2 separate regions of the Mus musculus genome follow, and region 2 is linked to region 1. The links are chromatin loops, found by intact Hi-C in ENCODE. Cell type or tissue: left cerebral cortex. All regions are shown on one strand.

Evidence for each region. Hi-C counts contacts between places; a loop is a spot of excess contacts. Peaks named below come from ENCODE experiments on the same cell type or tissue, not always from the same donor. Only the 100,000 strongest peaks of a DNase experiment are listed, where the experiment ranks them.
Region 2: it touches region 1 in a loop (7-fold over the local background); 3 of 42 quality-filtered maps call a loop at or near these places.

What each region holds. Positions count from the first base shown.
Region 1 is chr9:83,038,758-83,043,757 of GRCm38, forward strand. It overlaps Gm39383 (a long non-coding RNA gene), which reads left to right. Exons shown (of 6, transcript XR_870950.2): 6 at 3,359-5,000. Among named protein-coding and RNA genes, the nearest start is that of Gm35746, 32 kb to the right of the region's middle. In left cerebral cortex, no CTCF peak of the experiment used is centred here; DNase peaks (open chromatin) are centred at 2,774, 4,191 and 4,561; H3K27ac peaks cover 465 bases.
Region 2 is chr9:82,983,024-82,988,023 of GRCm38, forward strand. No RefSeq gene overlaps it. Among named protein-coding and RNA genes, the nearest start is that of Phip, 10 kb to the left of the region's middle. In left cerebral cortex, no CTCF peak of the experiment used is centred here; a DNase peak (open chromatin) is centred at 2,505.

The DNA.
Region 1 (5,000 bases):
CCAAGAAAAGAGGAGGAGGAGGAGGAGGAGGAGGAGGAGGAGGAGGAGGAGGAGGAGGAGGAGGAGAGGGAAGAGGAGAACAACAACAACCACCCCAAGGAGATTAGCAAACATAGAGGATAGATACTTGAAAACATTTAAGTTGAAATAATAAAGCATACTAAGTACGGGAAAGCCCACAGGCAAATATTCAAGAACTCTCTGTAGTTTGAGAGCCTCACTTTACTAGCAATGGAAGTGGAGTTGGAAGGAGACATTGGTTCTGTTTCTTTTCTTTTCTTTTTTTTTAATATTTTTATTATGTATTTTCCTCATTTACATTTCCAATGCTATCCCAAAAGTCCCTCATACCCTTCCCCCCCCCCCCACTCCCCTACCCACCGACTCCCACTTTTTGGCCCTGGAATTCCCCTGTACTGGGGCATATAAAGTTTGCAAGTCCAATGGGCCTCTCTTTCCAGTGATGGCCTAGTCGGCCATATGCAGCTAGAGTCAAGAGCTCTGGGAAACTGGTTAGTTCATAATGTTGTTCTACCTATAGGGTTGCAGATCCCTTTAGCTCCTTGGCTACTTTCTCTAGCTCCTCCATTGGGGGCCCTGTGGTCCATCCAATAGCTGACTGTGAGCATCCACTTCTGTGTTTGCTAGGCCCTGGCATAGTCTCACAAGAGAGAGCTATATCTGGATCCTTTCAGCAAAATCTTGCTAGTGTGTGCAATGGTGTTAGAGTTTGGAAGCTGATTATGGGATGGGTCCCTGGATATGGCAGTCTCTAGATGGTTCATCCTTTCATCACAGCTCCAAACTTTGTCTCTGTAACTCCTTCCATGGGTGTTTTGTTCCTAATTCTAAGAAGGGGCAAAGTGTCCACACTTTGGTCTTCATTCTTCTTGAGTTTCATGAGTTTAGCAAATTGTATATTATATCTTGGGTATCCTAAGTTTCTGGGCTAATATCCACTTATCAGTGAGTACATATTGTGTGAGTTCCTTTGTGATTGGGTTGCCTCACTCAGGATGATGCCCTCCAGGTCCATCCAAATGCCTAGGAATTTCATAAATTCATTCTTTTTAATAGCTGAGTAGTACTCCATTGTGTAATTAACCTAATAGTTAGATCTCTCACAGGAAAATGTGAACTTTCTCCAAGTATAAAGTAAGGCCTGCCTACCTGATGCTGCAAAGAAGTCAAACTACCTCCAGGAACATTCAAAGTATTCAGGACATTAATCAGACTGTCCTTCCTTTTTTTCTTCATTTCTTGAGACTCAATGATGGTCTTTCGGGGGGGCCTGCCTGACAAGCTGAAGACTTCGAATCAGCTGGAAGATCTGACTGTAATTGTTCCCAACTCATTAGTTTTCCCTAAAGTCTACATCTAGAAATATAGAAACTGTTCTGTGCTTATGTAAATTCTGTCTTACAATTATTTCCTTGTTTCATTCATGTAATACTCACCCAACCAGACATAGGAGTCTAGTTAAGACGTGATATAATGCTTACTGTTGATATCCTCATGTAATTCATGTATTATTTACTGGGAAAAACACACCGAAATCAATAAGCCAATGTATTGAAATGGTATAGAAATCAATATAGCATGGTAAGGAAAACAGAGAAAGCGTGTGAAGAGAGTTGTACTACATATGAGTTTTAGGGTTACTAGGTCAAGATGTTATATGTAAAATGTAATCTGAAGAATGAAGTATGTGTGTGTTCCAGAAGATTGACACATGCCAAACTTTGGTAAGAGAGAAAAGCTAGCAAAATATGAGTCCCTGAATGAGGCCAGAGGACAATACTGGGCAGGGTTGGAGAAGCAGAGGAACAAACATTGGGGACTGTCTTAGGATTTTACTGCTGTGAAGAGATACCATGACCAAGGCAAGTCTTGTAGAGGATAACATTTAATTGGGGCTGGCTTACAGGTTCAGAAGTTTAGTCCATTATCATCAAGGTGGGAGTATGACAGCATCCAGTCAGACAAGGTGTGGGCAGAGCTGAGAGTTCTACATCTTCATCTGAAAGCTGCTAATGGAAGACTGACTTACAGGCAGCTAGGATAAGGGTCTTAAAGGACATGGCCACGCCCATGGTGACACACCTACTCCAACAAGGCCACACCTCCAAATAGTGCCATGCCCTGGGCCAAGCATATTCAAACCATGACTGTATCAAACAAAGTGACTTCTCTGGAGCTTGTTCATTAACATCGGAAACAATGAAGGCTTTCAGCAAGGACGATGGTAATCCTCTAGTGGCTTTGTATACTAAAAAGAGGTCAGAGGTCATGATGAAATGCAGAAACACGTTGAGTCTGTCTTCTGCCCTGAAGCTAGGCTATAATCATGAAAGCCAAGTAGGTGCTATGACTGGGGGTCTAACCTGGGCTAGGAAAGGTACCCGAGCATGAATGAGTTATGACATACATTCATTTCATGCTATGACATAGCCCTCTACACTAATAACATTGGTGCTAATAAGTAATGAGGCACAGTCTGTAAATCTAGTACCCAGGATTCTGAGGCAGGAGGGCCGTGAGCTGAGGTACTATCTGAGGTACATAGCAAAGCCTAAGACAGCCTGGACTCCGAAACTCAGTCTTAACAGAAATACACCATAAAACCCCACAAAACATAGGGATTTCAGAAGGACATTGTATTGAGATAACATTTTTAGAGCTCTACATCTTGAAGCAATACAAAATGGAAATTACTTTCAGGCAGGCAAAGATGACAAGAGCAGAAAGAAGAAAGATGACAACTTCCCCCGCCTGCTTCTGATACTATTTCCTCCAACTCCTCCCTCTGTGAATGTCTTCAGCTGATGTAAGGAACCTATTCTTGACTACAGGGAACATATGTTGTCTTTAAATGCTATGCCCTTACAAACAACTTATATTTTTTCCTCCTTTTAAAAAAAGGATATCCATATTTGATCTTTGTGGAAGTACCATCATCCGAGTAGGAGCATGGTCTTTTGATGGAGCTATTAAAGTGTTTTACTTTTCTTGTTCACTAAAGCATGAAATGCCACTGGCTTTGGCTTTGCACATGCAATGTGATTTGAACTTTTCCTCGGTGACCACACCATCCCAAACAGTGGGTCATCTGATTCAGCAATTACTCAATTTGCATGTGGACATCCTTATCAATAACTCATTTCATGCTATATTTTCCATTTTTGCTTTGGGTATGTTGACCTAGTTCCGACTAATTGCTTCTTAATACATCATAGATAAGTCATTTGCCTACTGTTTCTATTTAACTTGATAATTAATAATAGAAATAATAATAATAATTATGACAACTTGGGGGGTCACTTTGAACTGAGCTTTTCTGTTTCTACCTCTTTTGTAGGGCAACTTCAAGTGATCCATATTATGCTTGGAAGAAAGATGGTGTCCTCAGGGTCTGTGGTACCCAGAGCTCACTAATGTCTAAAGGAGGAACTAGAACTGGCTGGGGCCTCGCAGGTCCTATATTCTACCTCCAGAGATTCTGACCTATTCAACAATCACATGCTGATGTTCAGAAAGCTGGCCAGACTTCAGAATCAAGAATCCTGATCATAACTTGACAAAAACACTTAGGAGTATGGAACCTATCAAGCAAAACTCTCCAGGCAATGAGACACGTGAAAGCTTTTATTTTATATATTTTTCAACCCCATGTTTAAGATAACTGTTTCATTTGAGCTGGACAAACATCTATGGTCGGGAGCACCAGTGTTTTGCTCCCGTGCTCTCCCTGAGAAATGGAGACTGGCGGAGGCTTCTCAAGCAATACAATGTGAAAGTGCCATGTCAGGTGTCCAAGGACAATCTTTGTGTTTCCTAAAACTAAAAATCTAACTCCGTATGAAAAACTAAAATACATATGGAATTACAAGGAAAAGCTAAAAAATCAAAATGCCTGAATATCTAGAGCAATTCTTAGCTAAAAGAACAAAGGGGGAGATATGCTACCTGACACCTAGGGTCTAATTCTGTTGACATCAGTGGTAGCATGCTCGGCTGTGCATTTGGTCCTAAGTATTGTGAAAAAGAATTTATGTATATAGAATACATGGATGTAAATATATACAGAGAAATATATATATATACATACACTCATACATACATAGAACTACAGTAATGAAAGCAGCAGGAGATTAGCATAAAAACAGCCATATGGAGCAATGGAACAGAATATAGATCCTAGAAGAAAACTCCCTCATCCAAAACCAGGTGATTTTTGAGGAAGATGCCAAGAACATATGCAGAGGAAAGAGCAACCTCTTCAGTAAAAAGCACTGAATAACTTGGATTTCCTTAGGAAGAATGAAGTTAGACCCCTATCATTTCTCACAAAGATCAACTAAGAATAGATAGGACTTAAACATAGGATTCAGGTTATAAAACTGCTAGAAGGGAACACAGGGAAAATGATCATGACTCTGAAATGGTATTTTCTTCTTTTGATAAAACTTCAAAATGTGCTGGAAACAAAAGCAAAAATAGATAATTGGGATTATGTCAAACAACAAAAAAGTTCCCTATGTAGCAAGAGAGATGACGAACTGAATGAAGAGACACCCTACCGGATGAGTGAAAACATTTGCAAACTGTTCATTTGAGAAGAGCTAATACCCAGAACACAAGAGCAATGGAAACAAGTCAATGGTGTGTGTTCCCCCATCCCCCCAGGCCAGATTTCAAAATGGTGAGCAGACTGTCCTAGCCATACATCTGTTGCTGTGACAAAATACCACAACCAAGGTAACTCTTAAAAGAAAACGTTTAATTAGGGCTTTCTTATAGTTTCAGAGGTTTAATCTGTTTATAATCACAGGGGGCGGGGCAGAGCACAGCAGCTTGCAGGCAGGTGCTGGAGCTAAACTGTAGTTTAGTTCAGCTGTAGCTGAGAACGAAACCCTGATCCACAGACAGGAAGAGAGAAAAGCCCTGGCAAGGGCTTTTCAAACCTCAAGGGTCAACCCAACAACACCCTTCCTCTAACA
Region 2 (5,000 bases), 56 kb before region 1:
TTGTGAAAAACTTTCCAATATTCAAAAATAAACAAAATAATTTTATTTATTTTACTGCCCCCCAAATCTCTATGTTCAACCGTATCCCATGGACTATGATCTCTTTACTACCCTCCAGATAAACATTTAGTTTTACAATGATGACATCCAACGATGACATGTTAACTTTTTATAAATATCATTTGTATCTCTTTTTAGAGTCTTCAGCTCCAAACTAGGCCAGTCCTATGCAGTTTTCAAGATGCATAGCACAAAATTTGCCTGTTTGGGAAACCTTATTTTGCAAAGAAAGAACAAGTAAAGAGCTGCTAGCAAACAAAGGATGAGCTGTCCATACCCTGGGCTTCCAGATAAACTTCCTAAGTCTCTATAGTCACAAAACATTCATATATATATATATATATATATATATTAAAAAAATTTGGGTTTTGTTTTTGTTTTTGTCTTTGTAAAATTTTGTCTACTAACTGTATGTTCATTTTCTTTCTCTCACTGTGACAGGCACCATGGCCAAAATCAGGAGAGGGAAGTATTTATTTGGCTTGCACTTGCAAGTCATGGCGCCTCATTGAGAGAAGTCATAGCAGGAACTCAGGAAGGAACTTGAGGCAGAAACCATAAAGAACACTGCCTGCTGTCTTGCTCACTCGGTCCTCCTTAGCTAGAATCCTTATTCAGTTCAGGACTCCCTGGCTGTGGAATGTTGCTGCCCATAATGGGCTGATTGATCCCTCTTACATCAGCGAGCAATCAAGAAAGTCTCCATGAGCATTCCCTCGTGACAATCTGATCTGAGCAGTTTTCAGTAAAGACTTCCTTCTCAGGTGACTCTGGCTGTTTCAAATTCAACAGTGAAAGCTAACACTATACTAAGAGGGTTTTTTGGGTTTTGGGTTTTGGTTTTTTTTATCTTTCTAAGGACAATCCCTGAAATTTGGGTTTTTGCATCTTCATTGTGTACACAATTCAAAATATATAATAGACAATAATTTTTGGTAATTTTAATTGGGATATCTGTATTAAATAAGTGGCAATAAAAAGTAGAGGAGGGTGGCTAGCAACAATGACCCTAGTTTTCCATAATTTCATAAGACTAACAGCGTTATGGAACCATTGGTAGTTTACTTGTTGAGGGAAGGAAACAGAAGGCTGGTTTCGACTAAATGGAATGGTCGAAAATCATGTGACATTTATGTATCAGCTTTGCCCTTTCCAAGTCTTTTTAACAGTATTAGTTGAATATAAAATGAAGAAGAGACATGACTTATAAAAGGCCACAGAATACAAAACAAGCCTAATTTAAATTAATGAACATAACTTTTTCTCCCCTCAAAGTCTTTTTGCCACTTGACTTTATTATGTCTTTTATAGTGTAATTTTCTTAAATGTCTTTATCCCCATTTTGTATTTGTCTATACACAAAGTGCAAAATAGGGTCTGAGTTGTGTCATCTAACACGTTAGTGGTTCCACATTTAAAATGGAATATAGGGCCTGGAGAGGTGGCTCAGAGGCTAAGAGCACTTGATGCTCCTGCAGAGAACGCTGTAGTGACAATCGGGGGAAATTTTATAAGAATATGCTTTCGTTTTAATGCCAGGTGTTGCTGCTTCAAAGCAGCTGACTGATTTGCCTCGTGCTCTAACAGAGGCATGGTTTTGCCAGCTGCAGATAGTTCCTGCAATCGTGTGATGCTTGGACTTCTGGGGACATTTAGAGGGCCCCAAGAAGGGTGTTAGTTGTTTGGTTGTTGTTGGTCTTGGTTTATTAAGTAGTCATGTACAAAGACAAAACAATCAGAAACTAGATATCTTGACATCAAAGATATCTTGCCCCAAGGAACTCGATGCCCCTAATCAGCAGCAAGTAGTCTAGCAATAACATTGTCCCCTTGCCAGCCCCTGACTTTATTTAGGGATCTAGTTCCTTTCCTCTCTGTTCTTTTTTCTCTCTTATCTAGTATTAGGGAGTTGAAAGGGTGGAAGAAAGAACCCACAACATAGCCAAAAGCAAGCTAAAGAACCCAGGTCTGTTTCCTTGTTCCCAAAAAAGTTGGCTCATAACCATCTGTAAGTCCAGTTCCAGGAGTTCTGATGTCCCTTCTCACCTACATGTATTCTATTTTCCCTCCCTTGAAAGGCTCTTCCCACTGGCCCTTAGTAATTTCCTGACCTCTCTGGGTATTCCAAAAGAAACATAGATACCTAAAGATTCAAAGCTAATCTCCACAAATGAGGGAAAATGTGACATTTGTCTTCCCGAGTCTGGATCATCACACTCACAGTGATTGTTTTCAGCTCCATTTATTTCATAGTTTCATTTTTTTCTTAATCACTGAGTAATATTCCAACGTGTAAATATACCACACTTTTCATGGCCCATTCATCAGTTGACAGTCAGCTAAACTATCCCCATTTCCTGGACATTGTGAGTAGAACTCCAATAGAATAAGAATAAATAGGTACCTCTACATTAGCACATAGCGTCTTTAGAGCACATGCCCAGGAGTGAAATCATTGGATCATATGGCAGATCTAGTTTTAGATTTTGGATGCTCCTCCACACTAATTTCCATAGTGGCTGAACCAGTTTGTACTCCCACCAACAGTGAATAAGTGCTCCCCTTTCCCTCCATCAATGCTAGTATTTGTAGTTGTTGGGTTTCTATGTTTTTATGGGGTTTTGTATTTATTTTATTTTAATTAATTAATTAATTTTTTTTACCGTAGCCATTCTGACTGCTGTAAGATGAAATCTAAAAGTAAATTTAATTTGTACTTTCCTGATGGCTAAAGGTGTTGGACAATTTTTTTAAAGGTTTTTCAGGCATTTCTATTTCATTTTTGAGAACTCCTTATTTAGTTCCATGTCCCACTTTTTAGGTGGAGAGTTTGCTATCTTGATATCTATTTTTTTCTTCTTTATATACTCCAAATACAAGCAAATGTGTAACTAGTGAATGTTTCCTCCTCACTCTAGTGAGAGTGTCCTTTGTTGTCCAAGAACCATTTGGCTTCATGAGCTTCCATTTATTAATTGTTGAGTTTAATGCCTGTGTTAACAGGGTCTGTGGGAAACGTCCTTTCCTGTGTCAGTGAGTTCGAGTGTATTTTCTACTTTCTCCTTTGCCAAATTCAGGATATCTGGACTTATGTTAAAGTCCTTGATCCATTCAGACTTGAGTTTTTTGTTCAGGGTCAGAGATAAGTACTAAATTTCATTCTTCTACAAATAGCTATACAGGCTGACCAGCACCATTTGTTGAAGATGCTGTCTTTGATTGAAATGGAGGTTTACAAAGGTCTTGAGTTTGTTTTTTGCCAGTACCATGCTGTTTTCATTACTATCATTCTATAGTATATCTTGAAATCTGCAATGGCGAGAACTCCAGCAATTTCTTTTTGTTGTCAGGGTTGTTTTGGCTATCTTGAATGTTAATATGCATAAAATAAAAATATATAAATCTTTTTAAAATATTGCAGTATAGAGGAGGAAAAGATCTTTGAGGATTGTCTGGTTCAAATCCCCCTTCAAAGATGTCAAATAATTTGAAATCACTTATCCTAACCCATATTCTCTTTTTCAAATTTTAATCAACACTGAAATCCTTCTGCTATGCTTGGTTAAAGGGGAGGTGAGCAGAATCATCAAACAAGAATAGTTTATCACAAAGCAATCAACACGATGTCTGCAAGAGACATGACATTTGTTGATTTCACTGGAGTTGTGTCAGGGGATAACCAAACAGGATTAAGAAGTCTGGAGAGAAAGCTGATATTCCAGCTTTCAAAATGGTTTCAACAAGACTATCAGAGACTTATAATGGATTTAAACAATCCATTATAATTTAGCCTCGAGATTTCATTGTCTGCTTGATACAAGGAGTATTAGCTTGTATTCTGCCAGGCTTTCCATACATTACGGACTGACTGTATGCTCTGAAATCATGAGGCAAAATAAACCAGGGTTGGGTATAGAAGGAAGATGAAGAAGAAGAAGGGGAGGAAGAACGAGAAGGAGAAAGAGTGAGCTTAGAGAGAAACTAGGAAAGATCTGAAGAAATAAAATAACATAGACAGGAGTCGTATCAGTGGACTTAGGGGATTTAACCACTCTTAGCATTACTTTCTTCCAAGGAATATAAGAATAGAGATATTTACCTAACGCATAAGGCCATCATGAGGACTGAATTAGATAATACTATTCATACTAAAAAGCTAACACTTTGTATGTTTAGTAAATGCCATCTTCATCTTCACAAGACCCCATGATGGAGGTACTACTATCATGTCCTTGCCTTAAAAAATAGTGAAGTGAGGTATAGAATGGTAAAGTAGTGTGTCCTGCGTCAAGTTAGTAACTTGAAAATCAGAGAAATCTTGCAAGGAGAGCCAGCCCCAGAGTCCCTACTTAGCCAATAAATTGATTGACTCCAGTGTTATTAGTATGCCCAAATCTTTTTCAATATTCAGAACTAGGTACATAATAAGAGCTTAATAAATGCTAGTTCTTACTGTTTCATACTTTCTTATCTGAAGAAGGAAGAGTCACCCATTGAGTGAAGGCCCATATCATAGTGCATTGACCTGATACAGTGTTTTATTTTACCTTAGCCTAGAAGAGGAGGTCTATTCTTTCACATCTTTCATGACATGACAGATTGAGGGGTTAGTATTTTGTGGGGGTTTTGGTGTTTGCATATTGTTTGTTAATTTGTATTCAAATGGGTGCACACATATGTGCAGGTGTGCAATCATTTGTGTATACATGCTTATGGGCCAGAAGTCAATCTTAATGCCATCCATCAGGAAGTAGCCATCTTGGGTTTTGTTTTTTTTTTTTCGAAAACAATTTTTTAATTAGGTATTTTCTTCATTTACATTTCAAATGCTATCCTGAAAGTCCCCTATACCCTCCCCCACCCTGCTCCCCAACCCATCCACTCCCTGGTCCTGGCATTCTGCTGTACTGGGGCATATAATCTTCACAAGGCCAAGGGCC